Linked DNA regions of Homo sapiens: region 1 is linked to region 2. The links are chromatin loops, found by intact Hi-C in ENCODE. Cell type or tissue: OCI-LY7. All regions are shown on one strand. Links, peaks and the distances in the headings refer to the core of each region. The heading gives the core; the rest is flanking DNA. Region 1 overlaps PRPF19 (pre-mRNA processing factor 19). Region 2 holds the start of SLC15A3 (solute carrier family 15 member 3).

The links. A loop is a pair of places that touch in the nucleus more often than their neighbours do. Peaks named below come from ENCODE experiments on the same cell type or tissue, not always from the same donor. Only the 100,000 strongest peaks of a DNase experiment are listed, where the experiment ranks them.
Region 1: it touches region 2 in a loop (4-fold over the local background); 4 of 110 quality-filtered maps call a loop at or near these places.

What each region holds. Positions count from the first base shown.
Region 1 is chr11:60,895,689-60,903,159 of GRCh38, forward strand. It overlaps PRPF19 (pre-mRNA processing factor 19), which reads right to left. Exons shown (of 16, transcript NM_014502.5): 4 at 7,052-7,193; 5 at 6,895-6,968; 6 at 6,715-6,777; 7 at 5,811-5,852; 8 at 5,607-5,681; 9 at 5,166-5,241; 10 at 4,894-5,003; 11 at 3,461-3,616; 12 at 3,174-3,243; 13 at 2,853-2,938; 14 at 2,413-2,583; 15 at 2,158-2,263. Among named protein-coding and RNA genes, the nearest start is that of PRPF19, 7.2 kb to the right of the region's middle. RefSeq lists an enhancer at 3,449-3,974. In OCI-LY7, for the core only: CTCF peaks have their summits at 3,864 (motif pointing left) and 4,071; a DNase peak (open chromatin) is centred at 3,833.
Region 2 is chr11:60,948,525-60,955,995 of GRCh38, forward strand. It overlaps SLC15A3 (solute carrier family 15 member 3), which reads right to left and starts at 3,652. Exons shown (of 8, transcript NM_016582.3): 1 at 2,470-3,652. The coding sequence starts at 3,027. RefSeq lists silencers at 2,935-3,094, 3,415-3,644 and an enhancer at 3,825-3,964. In OCI-LY7, for the core only: no CTCF peak of the experiment used is centred there; DNase peaks (open chromatin) are centred at 3,117, 3,687 and 4,097; H3K4me3 peaks cover 3,331 bases; H3K27ac peaks cover 1,428 bases.

The DNA.
Region 1 (7,471 bases), core at 1,060-6,059, 53 kb before region 2:
TAAGCTCAATCATTTCTAGCTTTGGATTTTAAGTAACAGACATGGGACACTTTCTTTCACTTGGACACCGAGAGGCCATAATACGGTTATTAACTGGCCTAGTTTCAATATTGTTGTGTCTAAGGAAATAGGGAAGTCTGAGAGGGAGAGAGATGGGGAACGGCTGGTGGGTGGAGTGGTCAGAACACACACAGCATTTCATTTATCAAATAAATTCAGTAACTTTTATGGGCACATTTCATGGTGCCCCCCCGCCCAACAATTACAATAGCAACATCAAAGATCACTAACGGACACAATAAATCATGAAGAAGTTTGAAATACTGTAAGAATTACCAAAATTTGACACACAGACACAAAGTGAACACATGTTGTTGGAAAAATGGTACTGACAGACTTGCTTGGGGCAAGGTTGCCAAAAACCTTCAATTTATAAAAAGCAAAGTATCCATAAAATACAATAAAGCTAAGTGCAATAAGACAAGGTATGCCTATACTATACTTTTTTTGGTATTAAATATACTCTTCCCACTTATAAAAAAAAGTTAACTGTAAAACAGCACCAAGCAGGCCCTTTCAGGAGGTATCCGAGAAGAAGGCATTATCATCATAGGAGATGACAGGTTTATGCATGTTGGTGCCCCCGAAGACCTTCCGGTGGGAAAAGATGTGGAGGTAGAAGACAGTGATGTTGGTGCTATGGTTAGGCTTTGTGCCGCCACCCAAATCTCATCTTGAATTGTAGTGCCCATAATCCCCACGTGTTGTGGGAGGGAGCCAGTGGGAAGTAACTGAATCATGGGGGTGGTTACCCCCATGCTGTTCTCATGATAGTGAGTTCTCACGAGATCTGATGGTTTTATGAGGGGCTTTAGCCCCTTTGCTCAGCATTTGTCTCTCCTGTTGCCATGTAAAGAAAGACATGTTTGCTTTCCCTGCTGCTATGACTGTAAGTTTCCTGAGGCCTCCCGAGTCACTGTGAGTCAATTAAACCTCTTTCCCTTATCAATTACCCAGGCAGTTCTTCATAGCAGTGTGAGAACGGACTAATACAGTTGGTGATCCTGATCCTGTGTAGGCCTAGGGTAATGTGTGCTTGTGTCTTAGTTTTTAACAAGAAAAGTTTAAAAAGTAAAAAATAAAAATAAAAAAATTAGAAAAAAGCTTATAGAACAAGGATGTAAAGAGAGACAATATTTTTGTACAGCTGTACAATGTGTTTTAGTTTTAAGTTAAATGTTATTACAAAAGAATCCATTTTTTTAAGTTTATAAAGTAAAAGTCAGCTAAGGCTTATTACTGAAGAAAAAGTTTTTTATGAATTTAGTAAAACCTAAGTGTACTGTGTTTATAAAGTCTACAGCAGCGTACAGTAATGTCCTAGGCCTTCACATTCACTCACAACTCACTCACTGAAAGCAACTTCCAGTCCTGCAAGCTCCTTTCATGGCAAGCACTATACCAGTGTACCATTTTAAAAAAATCTCTTATACCTTATTTTTACTGAACCTTTTCTATGTTTACACTTGTTTAGATACACAAATACTTACCATTGTGTTATAATTGTATTCACTACATTTAATATGCTGTACCGGTTTGTAGCCTAGGAGCAATAATAGACTATACTAAGGTTATAGCAATAGTCTTGGCGTGTAGTAGGCTACACCATTTAGATATATGTAAGTTCACTCTACAATGGTCGCACATGACGATATCACCTAACAAGACATTTCTCAGAACATATCCCCATTATTAAGTGATATATAAACTGTATAAGCTTCAATCATCTGACCCTTCTGCAGATCTAATATAATGTGGGCCTCCCGTGCATATGCACGTAATTAAAATGGCTCTCCTCCTGTCACTGTCTAATGTTCATTTATTTTAGATTCAGTTATCAAAACTTCAGAGGGACTTTTCTCTCCCTTTAGTAACCTGCCCAATGCCACAGGGCATGGAAGTGGCAGAACAAGCACTAGCATCTACTGCCATGCAGTCTGACTCAGTTGCTTCCTTAGTCATAAAGCTCTGCCTCAGGTGGTAACAGAAAGCTGCTTAGGTAAATTCATGCAAGCCCTAGAAATTCCTAACCCAGTGAGGCTTCCCTCCGGGCCTGGGCACCTAGAGAGATCCCAGGAGCCCAGGACCAGCCTCTACCTGTAAAGTGAAGAATCTCCGTCCATTGTTTGCAGATGTAGATCTGGACATCCGTGCCCCCAAGAGCCAGGTAGGTACCACTCTGGTCAAAGATCAGTGACTTTACCTGCCAGAAATAGAAAGAGAGAAGGTCACACAAGGGGAACAGAAACTATGGGGCAGTTGCGGATAAGCAGAAGCAATTAGATTAATTCAATAAATAATTGACAAACAAGGAGACACAATGGAAAGCTGGGCGGAGGGGGAAGGGCACACCTCAAAGTTGTTATCCAGCTGCAAAGTCTTAAAGTTCTTAAGCTTGCGCAGATCCCAGAGCTTGACAGAGGAGTCATCAGCCGCTGTAGCCAGGTAGTAACCATTCTCAGAGAAGGCGATGCTAGTGATGGGGCCCGAGTGGCCAGGGAAGTTGGCCACATTAGTACGTTCCTACAGTGGCGGTGGGTAGTAAAATACGTCACCCACAGATCATGAGAGGAAGAAAATGGGGCTCACCAAACTCCTACCTGAGATGTCCCTCACGTCCTTCCAGGAAGGACAGCCAGCGGGACCCCCCAGACCACACCATCATATCACACACGCACAGCCAGTGTCTCTCCACCTTCAGGGCCAGGTGCCACAAGCACCTAATTAGCACTGCATTGTCACAAACACTCCCTCTGGCCCTGGGCCTCAGATGGAGGCCTACCATGTCCTACCTTCAAGTCCCAGATCTTGATCTGAGAGTCCATGGTTCCTGTTCCAAAGATGAGTCCGTCAGGGTGGAACTGTGCACAGGTGAGAGCTGTGGAGGAGGGAAGAGAGACCTGTGGTCAGAGCCCACCAGGGAGAGAGACTAAGAGCAGCAAAGGTAGGTTCCTTGTTCTTCACATTCCTCAGTGAACCCAGCACAAAGCCCGCACTAGACAGGTGCTCATGGTAAATATATCTTTAGAACAAATAAACAAATGACTAAATAAAATGTAAAAATAAATAATAAACAGCAAACAAAAAAGCTGAGTGCCTATGAGGCAACTTACAGCAGCCGGAGGTCTCATCTGTCACCTTGGTGAGCACACGCCCTGTCTGGATGTCAGAGAAAGCCCAGTACTGGGGAAAAAAAAAGAGACAATGGAGTCAGTGAGAAAGTGGGTCCCAGGTTCTGGTGGCCCTTCAGCAAGACAGAGCCCCTGGTTTGGCAAACCCTGGCAAACATTCTCCTTTGAGGTTCTGGGGAACCAGCTGGGGTGGGAAGATGTTCCTGCCACCCAGGATGTTCAAGCTTGGGGACCAGCAGGCCTCTCCAGGGCACTGGCTGGGACCGCACCTGATCATCGGAGGAGCTCAGGAGATAGTCGCCAGTGGCATGAAGGCTGAGGCCTGTCACAGCACTCTCATGGGCCCGAACCACCTGTACACAAGAGGCATTGGGGACCGACCAAATCCTGATAGTGGCATCGGGGGAAGCAGAAAACACCAGGTCCTACAAGGAAAACAAAGACAGAATATCAGAGTCAGAAAAGAGATACAGACCAAAACAATCTTATAAAACGGGGCTGGGGATGCCCACAACTGCCAACAATTGCTTCTCCTTTCAGCTCTGCCCTCCCTGGAACCACCTATCCACCCAATGGTGCCCAAGACAGCCAATGGTAAACGCTATTAAAGTGCTAACTCATACAGCATCAGGGCTTGTGGAGGCGTCCTCGCCATCTAGTGGTAAAAAGGCTAACTGCAACAGAGAGCAATTTTCCCATTTCCAGGACCAAAGGAAAAATGTAGCTAGTACAATTGAGGGACTGAATTTTTTATTCTATTTCATTGAAATTTAAATAGCCACATGCAGCTAACTGCTACTGTACTGTATGGCACAGGTCTGAGCAGTACTGGGACTGGAAGGGGCTGCATGGCTGTATTTCAGTGCATTCCACTTTTATGGATTTCCAGGGTAAGTTAATTTTCCAAAAGATTTGGGGCAGGGAGAGAATTTCGCGTCACTCACCAATTTTTTGTTTAGTTAGGATATTAAAAGCCATAAGGTAAAAATAACTACCATCTTTTTTTATCAATACAATTTCATGAGACCTAACTATTAATACCCCATAAGCAAGAAAACAGTGCTCTCAATTTGAACAAATTTAGTCATGAAAAATTCACCATGTTATTCTTATATTTCTCATTTCCCTAAGGTCCAAGGGAAATCTTGACTGCGAAGCACTAAACCAACCATGTCCTGCAGCCCCAAACCCAAACTGTCTTAGGCTTAAAATTCGAATCCCATAATATCATTAATCTGGTCCCATGAGTTACCTTTACCCTGTAAACCAGAGGTTCTGTTTACAACCTACACCACTTTCAACAGTCAACATGATTTTTACCCATCTTGGAGGATCATGGGAAAGCAGATATATCTGTCCTCCTCGTAAGTGTGAGTTGAGATTGTGTTGAGCTTTGTTTTCTGTAGTTTATATTAGGAACACTATAAGATTTTTTCTTTCCCTAATATGAAATATTTCAATGAATATGCTTGTCAAACTACACATTTCCGTTCTCTCCCTGGCTGGAAGATCACTGCTTTAGAAGGTCTCACGCAGAGTGAAGGGCAATCTCCACAACTCCAAAGTGAGCCCCTCCAAGTGCCCACTCAGGAGTCAGAGTCAGAGCTCTTTCCCAGCCCCACTTCACAGAGACAGCAGCGGGGTGAGGGACAAACAACAGCCAAGGAAAGAAGAACCAAGGGTGGCGAGGAGAACCCCTTACCTGGGAAGGGTGAAACACCACGCTGGTGACCTTCTTGGTATGGCCTTTGAGGGTAGCCAGGATTTGTTCAGAACTTTTGTCAAACACAACGACATTTTTATCCGCCCCACCTGGAGAAGACCCAAAAAGACCAAACAATGAGTCAGGCCCACCCAGGCCCTTTTGCTCAAGGAAATGCTTTTGTTCCCATGCCCATGAAGAGGACAAGGAGCATGCGCCTTCCCTGCTGCCCCTCCCCACTTTGGCCTGCCGGGCTAGGCCCAGACTCTCACCAGTGAGGATCTTGTTGGTGTCGGACGGGCAGAGGTCCAGGGCCAGGATCCCAGGAATGCTGGCACTGTGCAACCCCTTTGCAGAGAGACACACCAAACCCTGTCACGGCCAAATCACAGCAGGCCACAAAGCCACAGACCTCCCCTACTGCCATCTCCAGTCACCCATGTTCTCAGGGGAGCAAGAGTTACTTCTATTCCTTATCCATACCTCTTGGCTATCTGCCTGGTACGGTAACTCCCTCACTGCATCACTAGGAAACCCACAGCTGGGCAGAAAGAGGAGCCCTGACAACTCAGCAGCCCAGGCGAGAAACAGCACCAGGAACAGCGCCAGGAACCTGGGACAGCTCTGCACTCAGCACTCCCCATGCTGGCCCGCCCACCCCAGAAACAAAACGGGAGGGCTGTCTCCAAGACAGTGGAGACCCAGACACTCACCACGTGGGATGCCACCTGCCGGTATTTGCTGAGCTCTTCTGGCTTCACCAGCTCCTCAGGCACAGTCTTCCCTCTCTGAGAAAATGAAAAGCCCCCAAAGAAGAGCAGCAATGAATCCAAGATTCAGCCGCCCTCTCTCTCCTAAGGAGTCAACCGCCTCCCACCAGGCCAGCTCTTTCTCCAGGCTTCAGAAAGAGAACTCACCTTCTTGCGCTCCGTGGTTAGCACAGTGGCTTTGTCTTGAAGCTGGGGAAGAACAGGCTCAATGTGAGACAAATCATCTTGCAAGGAGAAAAGTACATTAGATGCTGGTCACACCTGTGCTTTCAAAAGCAGCACCAAGAACTTGCTATCTGCCAACTTCTACGTTACAGGCTTAAAGGCATTCTCTCTTCTTACTTCCATCCCAGCTTTATGAGGGGGGTGTTGATGACCTTATTTTACAGCTGAGGAAACTGAGCCTCAGAGAAGTGAAGTCAATTGCCCAAGGTCGCAGAGGTGATAAACAGCAGAGCAAGAATAGAAGCTAGGACTGTAGAGCTCCCATAGGTCTACACGCCACTAAGCCAAGGGCTCAGACACATGCTGACAATTTGAACTGCTCAGAAAGACACTAAGAAGCCCTGCAAATGAGAATCCCACTGGACTTGCAATCAGGAAGCCCAGCTCTGCCTCTCAGATGTGTCTTTCATCTGCAAAATAAGGATTATAATTCCTATCCTATTGCCCTCATAGAAAAAAAACAAGAAAATATATAAAAGTAGTTTACTATCTGCAAAGAATCTCAATAACAATAAGAGCTAAAAGGTGCACTTATCAGTAATGAAATCTTTTAAATTCCCACAGCCTGCCTATACAGTGGATATGATCATATTCTCAGTTTAGAAGCTAGGGAAATGAGACACGTAAGGGTTGGCTAAGTAAGCCAAGGTCATAAAGCTTACAAGTAGTGGCATCAAAATACAAACCCAGGCAATCTGGTCCCAGGGTCCATGCTCTGCACCACTCAACTCCCAAAAGCACAGTGATTTTAGTCACGATGGACTCCAGACAGATGGTGAAAAGTAAGGGCCCATCAGCACTCCCACCAGGTGAGAGCAGGACTTACCTTCTGAATAATCTCTGGGGTCATTCCCACCAGCTCACCCAAATCCATTGGCTCACCCGCACCCTGAAGAGAAGAAAGGTGAGGGTGAGAGGCACAGAGCACCAAAGACACCTGCATAAGGACAGTTCTGTGGGCCACTGTACACAAATGGGCTGCTGGTAAGGGAAGGGGGACACTTACCACAACACTTGGTTGGGAACTTGGCACAGCCTGGGGCACAATGAGGCCAGCCTGTGGTTTCAGGGTAGCCAGAGCTGAGAGAAAAGACGATGTTAGAAATGGGATATTACAATGCAGAACCAGCCCAGGGTGGGGGATGGCAGGGGAGAGGCTGCACCTTCTCGGGCAGCAGTGACTTCCTTGGTGAGACGGGCAATGACACGGCAGGCGGCATCGTGCTGGTACAGAGCGTGTGACAGCTCTTGGCGGGTTGTCTGCAGCTGCTGGCGCAGAGTGAAGCTGTGCAGCATGACTGCATCCTGGGAGAAGCAAATATCATTGTAAGGTGAGGTGGGGGGTGCAGGGAGTACCCAGTGGAGTCAGCCCTTGGGGAGGGGATGCTGCCTCCTATCCCAGAGCCTAGACCAGTATCAGTGACCCAAACAATATCCGAGCAAACACGAATGTGCCGGCAGACACTCTTGAGCTCCTACCCCAAGCGAACCACTGGGCACACAGACAGGAGTGGGAGCCAGCTCTTTCCCATCCCCACCTTCCCTAACTTACTGGCAAATCCCAGCTGTCATGCCGTCCCCTC
Region 2 (7,471 bases), core at 965-5,964:
CATCCCCATCTGACTGCCCCCCTGAATTCTGCAGCCGCTTCCTGCCTGTTGTGAAGTACCCACTCTTGTTAACCCATATGCTATCTACACTGCAGCCGGAGCCATTTTTGAAGAGCTCAAATCCAGTGATGTCCATTCCTGCCTCAAATCATTTTGGTGTTTCTGCACTGTCCTAGGGATCAGGTCCCGACTTCATGAGGCCTTGTGGCCTGCCTTTGCTCCACCCAAAGTTCGTGCCCAGCCAAGGGGAGAACGTACAGGAGCTTCTGGCCCTGTTGATGCCACGGGAGGCTCTGCTCAGTGGCCTGGCCTCCAGAAGATCAGTTTTGCCACAGGGGGTACTAGATGGGTGAGGCTCTCTGGAGGTCAATAGGGTCAATGACACAGGTTAAGGGTACTGGGTTGGGGGTGCTAGTGGGATGTCAATGAAATAATAGGATTAAAGGAAGATGAGAGATTCCCATTGACAAATATTGGGGGTCTCTAGGTCAGAAAGAATGTCAACAAGAAGTAAGAAACGGTCAGGGCTGGCCGGTCGCAGTGGCTCACGCCTGTAATCCCAGCACTTTGGGAGGCTGAGGCAGGTGGATCACCTGAGGTCAGGAGTCAAGACCAGCCTGGCCAACATGGCGAAACCACATCTCTCCTAAAAAAATACAAAAACTAGCCAGCGTGGTAGCGGGCACCTATAATCCCAGCTACTTGGGAGGCTGAGGCAGGGAGAATTGCTTGAGCCCGGGAGGTGGAGGTTGCAGTGATCTGAGATCGCACCTCTGCACTCCAGCGTAGGCAACAGAGCGAGACTCCGTCAAAAGAAAGGAAGAAAGAAAGGAAAGAAGGAAAGAAAGAGAAAGAAAGAGAGAGAGAGAAAGAGAAAGAAAGGAAGAAAGAAAGAAAGAAGGAAAGAAAGAAAGAAAGAAAGAAAGAGAAAGAAAGAGAGAGAGAGAAAGAGAAAGAAAGGAAGAAAGAAAGAAAGAAGGAAAGAAAGAAAGAAAGAAAGAAAGAAAGAAAGAAAGAAAGAAAGAAAGAAAGAAAGAAAGAAAGAAAAGAGATGGCCAGGGCTGGCCTGGGGGCATGAAGTCATCATCAAAGGATCCTAAACAAGCTGGACAAGTGACTCCTTGTCAAGGACACTGGAAACTGCTAGGTGCTGAATTGTGGGTGCCAATTGGATGAAACGATCCTTTTGAAAAATGTCCCCTTTATGAGTATAATATGTGCAATCAAAGAACATTTGATAAACTGAGACAAGAAGAAAGTGCAATTAGTCCAGTGGCCTGATCATACCACTGTGACAATCTTTTTCCAGTTTCCTTTCGTTGACACCTCGTCTTTCCACATGGCTGCAGTCCTATCTGTATGCAGTCCTGCCTCCTGCTTTTGCTCATTTACACCATATGTGGTTATTTTAATAATATTACATTTTAGTCTAAATTATTGTCTAATATCCCACTGGGAACAGCTATCAAAATATAGCCGTGTTGTTGGGCATTTACTCATTCATTTAGCAAATACTTATTAAATTTCTTCTACGTGCCATGCTCTGTTCAAGGGGGAACGGAGAAAGGCTCAGAGGTTGAGCTAAGGGAGAAGACCAGGCAGCCCATTCAGGATATAAATGAGTTCTTGCCCATGTGGCTCCAGCTAGTGAAAGGCAGAGCTGGGATCTGAGCAAGTCGGCCTGACAGCCTCTAGCACTGCTGGTAGGAAGAAGCTGGCTTGCTCCTGCCCTGCCCGCACATCCCCATAACACACAGAGAGGAGGTTCATGGTGGGACCTGGAGTCCAGCTGCCTTTACTCGGCTCCTCGACCCTCCATGTCACCTTGGGCAAGTTGATTAATGCCATGAAACCTCTCAGTGTCTTTCTCTGTAAAATGGGCATAATAATTCCTACTTCCTGGGTGGTGAAGAGTATTAAATCAGTTAAACAGTGAAAGTGCTTAGCATAGGGCCTGCAAGTAGCTCAAAAAAGACCAACCTGCCTGGCGTGGTGGCTCATGCCTGTAATCCCAGCACTTTGGGAGGCCTAGGCAGGTGGATCACCTGAGGTCAGGAGTTCAAGACCAACATGGTGAAACCCCACCTCTACTTAAAAAAAAAAAAAAATTACAAAAATTAGTTGGGCGTGGTGGCAGGCCCCTGTAATCCCAGCTACTCTGGAGGCTAAGGAGGGATAATCGCTTGAACCCGGGAGGCTGAGGTTGCAGTGCGCTGAGATCGCGCCATTGCACTGCAGCCTGGGCGACAGAGTGAAACTCCGTCTCAAAAAATAAAACAAACAAAAAAACAACCATGGTTATTCCCACTGCGGTTGCCATCGGTTTTGCAAGGGCTAGCCCCCCTCTTCTTTCAAATCAGGAAACTAGTGCAGGCAGGGGACCTGGTTTGTCCCAGGTCACGCTGGGGGCCAGCCCTCCTTCCCTCCACACCCGCCGGAGTATGCCGGGGCAGGCCTCCTGCCACTCACCTGGTCGGCACCGAAGGAGGTGAGGTTGCTCCGGACGGAGCTGGCGGCCAGGCCGAGTAGCAGCAGGCCCGCGTAGAGGACGGGCGCGCAGTAGGGGCTGGGCGAGGAGCGCGGGCAGCCGGCCGAGGGGCAGGCAGGTCCCAGCGGCGACGCGGGCATCTCTCCGCAGAAGGAGCTGCGGCCGTCGGGGAAGGCGGTGGCGGGCAGCAGGCCCGAGGCGGCCAGGTAGAGCAGCAGGCTGAGCGCGACCGCGCGGTAGCGGCCCAGGTACACGTCGGCCAGCCAGCCGCCCACGGGCGCCAGCAGGTAGGAGGCGCCCAGGAATACCAGCGCGGCGCGCGTCGCCTGCTCGCCGGTCCAGTTGAAGTTGGTGCTGTTGAGGTACAGCACGAGGTTGGCGGTGACGCCGAAGAAGGCGGCGCGCTCCAGCATCTCCACCAGCAGCACGGCCGCGCCCGCCGCCCGCCGCCACCGTCGAGGGCCCCGCGCACCGCGAGGCAGCAGCGGCTGGCGCTCCCCGGGCACGCGGGGCTGCTCCCGGGCGCGCGGCGCGGGCATCCTGGCTCCGGGCTGGGCCCCCCGCGGCTCTTCTCTCCTCTCCTCTCCCCGCCTCAGAGCCCTGCACTCCTGCCCCCGGGCCTCGGCCCTCTCCCCCACCCAACTGGCTGGCCCTCCTTTCTCACCGCTTTGGCCCACCCTTCCCTCCTGTCCCCTCTCCCTTTCTTGCCCTACCCTTCCTGTCCCTCCGCTCACTACCCGGACTCTACCACCTCCTCCCTAATTCTCAACTCCCCTCTCCCTTCCCCCACCCCTAAGGCTTCCTCCCCGCGCCTCTCCTGCAGCTGTTTCTCCCTAACTCTCCCCTCTCCTCCCTCCACCTTGACCCTTCCTCGCACTCTTGTTCACACTGCGACCCTCCCTGCTTCACTTCGCTGCCCCTCCGCCTCCCTTTCCCCTCCCCGTTTGTCGCCCCTTCCTGTTGTCCCCTCTCCTTATGACTCCTGGCCTGCCCTGGGCGTGGGGTGGGGGCTCCCTCTGCCCCAGTCACCCTGCTGCCCCTTGCCGTCTTCTCCACCTCCTCCCTGTCCCCCTCACCCCCACTGCCTACACTCCCCTCTCAGTCCCCTGCAGCCCTCCCCCCAGGCTCAGCCTCTGTCCCTCTCTCGGCTTCTTGAGAAACTCTGGGCTCCCCTCGCTTCCCCTTTCACAGGCCCTATCCGCAGTCCCCTGCCTGCATCACATGGCGCTACTGGGTGTTTAGGAGAAGTGAAAGCCTGGGTCACAGGGCTCCTGCCCGGTCAGCTTTCTAAAAACCTCCCTCCTTCTCTACCTCTGCCTCCTACCCCAAACCCCCGCTGCTGGCCTCCTTAGAGCCAAAAAATTCCAGGAGGAATTTTTTCTTTCAGTTTCATTTCTCGCCAGGATTCCACTTTTGCTTTACCCTCTTCCAATCAAACTCCACGCCTCCACCCGAGGCGCCACGGGTAGAAAGAAGTGGAAAGGCTACCTGCATCATTTGGTCACACTCAGCCATTTCACAGATGCAGAGACAGACCCAGTGGGGCTAGGGCAGGAAGGTGGAGAAAGATTGGTTCCTGGTAACTGAACTAGGGGTGAAGCCCTGCCCCGGGCTCCTGAGTGGCAGGGAAATTCACAGCGCAATTCGGATTGCACAGAGGCTGCTGTGAGGAAGGAAGTGGGGCACTTTCAACAAGCCTGCGGGCCATAGAGGACCACAAGTGAGTCGGGATTGAGAGGGACACCGACCTCAGACTAAATCAGAGTCAGCCTCAGAACTCCTAAGCACCAGCCCCACCCTGACCTAGGAGCCCGGGGGATCTGGCCTCTGCTCTCCTCTGATCTCATCTCAGCCCCATGTTCACTCAAGTCCAGCCAGCCGGCCTCCCAGGTTCCCCTTCCATGCTAAGCTCCTCCCTGCCTCAGGGCCTTTGTCTTTGCTGACCCCTCTGCCATAACTGCTCTCCCTCCATATCCTTGCATGGCTGGCTGCTTCTCTTTATTGAGGTTTCAGCATATATGTCTCCTTTGTAGGGACCTTCCCTGATTTTCCCATCTAAGTAGTTTCCTACTGGATTCTCAGCATCCCCCATCACATTGTCTTGTTTTAATGTCTTCAGAGCACATATTACTTGTTCAGTTAGCACCAGTAGAATAGGCCCTCCATCAGATCAGAGACCTTTTCTAACTCTTCACTGTTTTATTCTCAATGGCTTCCCAGTGCTTGGCAAATAGTAGGTGCTCAATAAGTATTGCCTGAATCAATGAATGGAAAGAGTGTCCCAAGGCAAAATTTGTAAGAATAATAATATCAGGAAAGCTAAAGCTAAATAAACTGAGTCTCACAAAAGCTATAGATACCAGCAAAAAAAGCACTATAGATACCAGCAAAAAAGCGAGGGATTTTTTGTTGTTGTTGTTTGTTTGTATGTTTGTTTTGAGACGAAGTCTCACTCTGTCGCCCAGGCTGCCATGCAGTGGCACAATCTCGGCTCACTGCAACCTCCACTTCCTGAGTTCAAGCAATTCTCCTGCCTCAGCCTTCTGAGTAGCTGGGATTACAAGCGCGTGCCATCACGCCTGGCTAATTTTTGTATTTTCAGTAGAGATGGGATTTCACCATGTTGGTCAGGCTAGTCTCAAACTCCTGACCTCATGATCCACCTGCTTCGGCCTCCCAAAGTCCTGGGATTACAGTTGTGGGCCACTGTAAGTTTTTAACATGTTAGAGAAGCCAGGCCAAGAGGATGGTGAGAAAGCAAAGCCCTCCATCCCAGGTCTTCCTGCAGTCACTGCAGTCAGGACCATGTGCTCTCGTGAGGTGGGCAGAGCCTGGAGGAGAGAAGAGGAGACTTCAATGGAGCTGCACCATCCCTCGACTTGGAGGAAGCTTAGGTCATCAGCTGTGACGGTATGGTGACGAAGTTCAGATCACATCAGATCCAGCTCCTTCCTCTCTTGGCAAGATCACTAGGCTGGCAGATGAGCTCAGACTTAGCCCAGAGAGCTGAGTCTTACCCAGAGAGCTGAGAGAGTGCTGGCCTGCCATCGGTGATGTTCAGCGGGTGGTAGATGAAGGGAAAGGCTTCTAAAAGCAGTGTGGCCTGCAGAGAAAAACCCAGGAGAGGAAAGTAGCAAAGAAAAGAGGAGTGCAGCATCTTTTTTTTTTTTTTTTTTTTTTTTTTTGAGACAGAGTCACACTCTGTTGGCCAGCCTGGAGTGCAGTGGCACGATCTCGGCTCACTGCAACCTCTGCCTCCCAGGCTCAAGCAATTCTCCTGCCTCAGCCTCCTGAGTAGCTGGGATTACAGGCGTGTGCCACCACGCCCGGCTAATTTTTGTGTTTTTTAGTGGAGATGGGGTTTCACCATGTCAGCCAGGCTGGTCTCAAATGCCTGACCTCAGGTAATCCATCTGCCTTGGCCTTCAAAAGTGCTGGGATTACAGGTGTGAGCTACCGCACCCAGCCCAGCGTCTTTCTTACTGCCCAGCCTCCATCTCCAAGGTACCAGGGGGCCAGGTGCTGGGCTGGTTCACTGGGGAAAGTCCTGGGGACACATTTAGCTGGGGAGAAGGTAGGGGTGACTTGCCTCTTGCAGATAGGGGAAGTAATGTTCCAAAAGCGGACATGACTGTCACCCAGGGCACGAGTCACAACACTGATGACCAGTGGGAGGGAGCTGGAGAGCAGAATCTTAGAACTGAGGAGCCCCAGAGCTGGTGGGCCATGGCCGTGACCCACAGGTCTATGTGGTTTGGCTCTGATAGTGTTTAGTTACATGGTGTTTAGTTTTTGTTGTAGCTTCTGTTACTGTTTCTCTTTTTATTTTTTTATTTTTATTTTTTTTTGAGATGGAGTCTCACTGTGTCACCCAGGCTGGAGGCTGGAGTGCAGTGGGGTGACCTCGGCTCACTGCAACCTCCGAATCCTGGGTTCAAGAGATTCTCGTGCCTCAGCCTCCCGAGTAGCTGGGACTACAGGTGCCCGCCACCGTGCCCAGCTAATTTTTGTATTTTTAGTAGAGAAGGGGTTTCGCCATGGTGGCCAGGCTGGCCTCAAACTCCTGACCTCAAGTGATCCACCTACCTCGGCCTCCCAGAGTGCTGGGATTATAGGCATGAGCCACCGTGCCCGGCCATATTGTTTTTTAATTTTAAAACATTTTTGAAGTTTTAGTTATCTCCTTAAAAATTCAGAAGTATTGGCCGGGCACGGTGGCTCACGCCTGTAATCCCAGCACTTTCGGAGGCCGAGGTGGGTGGATCGCCTGAGGTCGGGAATTCGAGACCAGCCTGACCAACATGGAGAAACCCCATCTCTACTGAAAACACAAAATTAGCCGGGCGTGGTGGCACAGGCCTGTAATCCCAGCTACTCAGGAGGCTAAGGCAAGAGAATCGCTTGAACCCAGGAGGCGGAGGTTGCAGTGAGCCCAGATCGCACCATTGCACTCCAGCCTGGACGACAAGAGCGAAACTCTATCTCAAAAAAAAAAAAAAAATCAGAAGTATTAGCATGAAGATCCGGACTTTTGGCTACTCCTGAAATTGCAGAGGATCTGGCATCTCTGGGCCTGCATGCTCACAGAGAGCCAAGGGCAGCAACACTGTCTGGTGCGGTGACATGCTGAAGTGTCCCTGCAGATGCCTTGGTTGGAGGCTGGTGAAAATGAGCCTTTTTACCTGTGCATCTAACACAGCTACTGTTGAGTGTGAGAAGCACAGGGGCTGCGTCATCAGCGAGCTTTCTTAGAGAGATCACAATGAGGATGTTAGGTGAAGTGGCTTCTCGAGTCTCCTAGATTCTCCTGATGGCACTCTGCCAGGGCAGGGTGAGAGACGTCAGATTTTAGGAAGTTCAAAAGTAGGACTTGACTAACCACTTAGGCCCCCAGCTCTACCTTTTAAAACCCAGCACAATTACTTTATGTGGTTGAAAAAAATGAAGCAATGAAACCTTGATCCAACTTTCACTCTCCAGGTA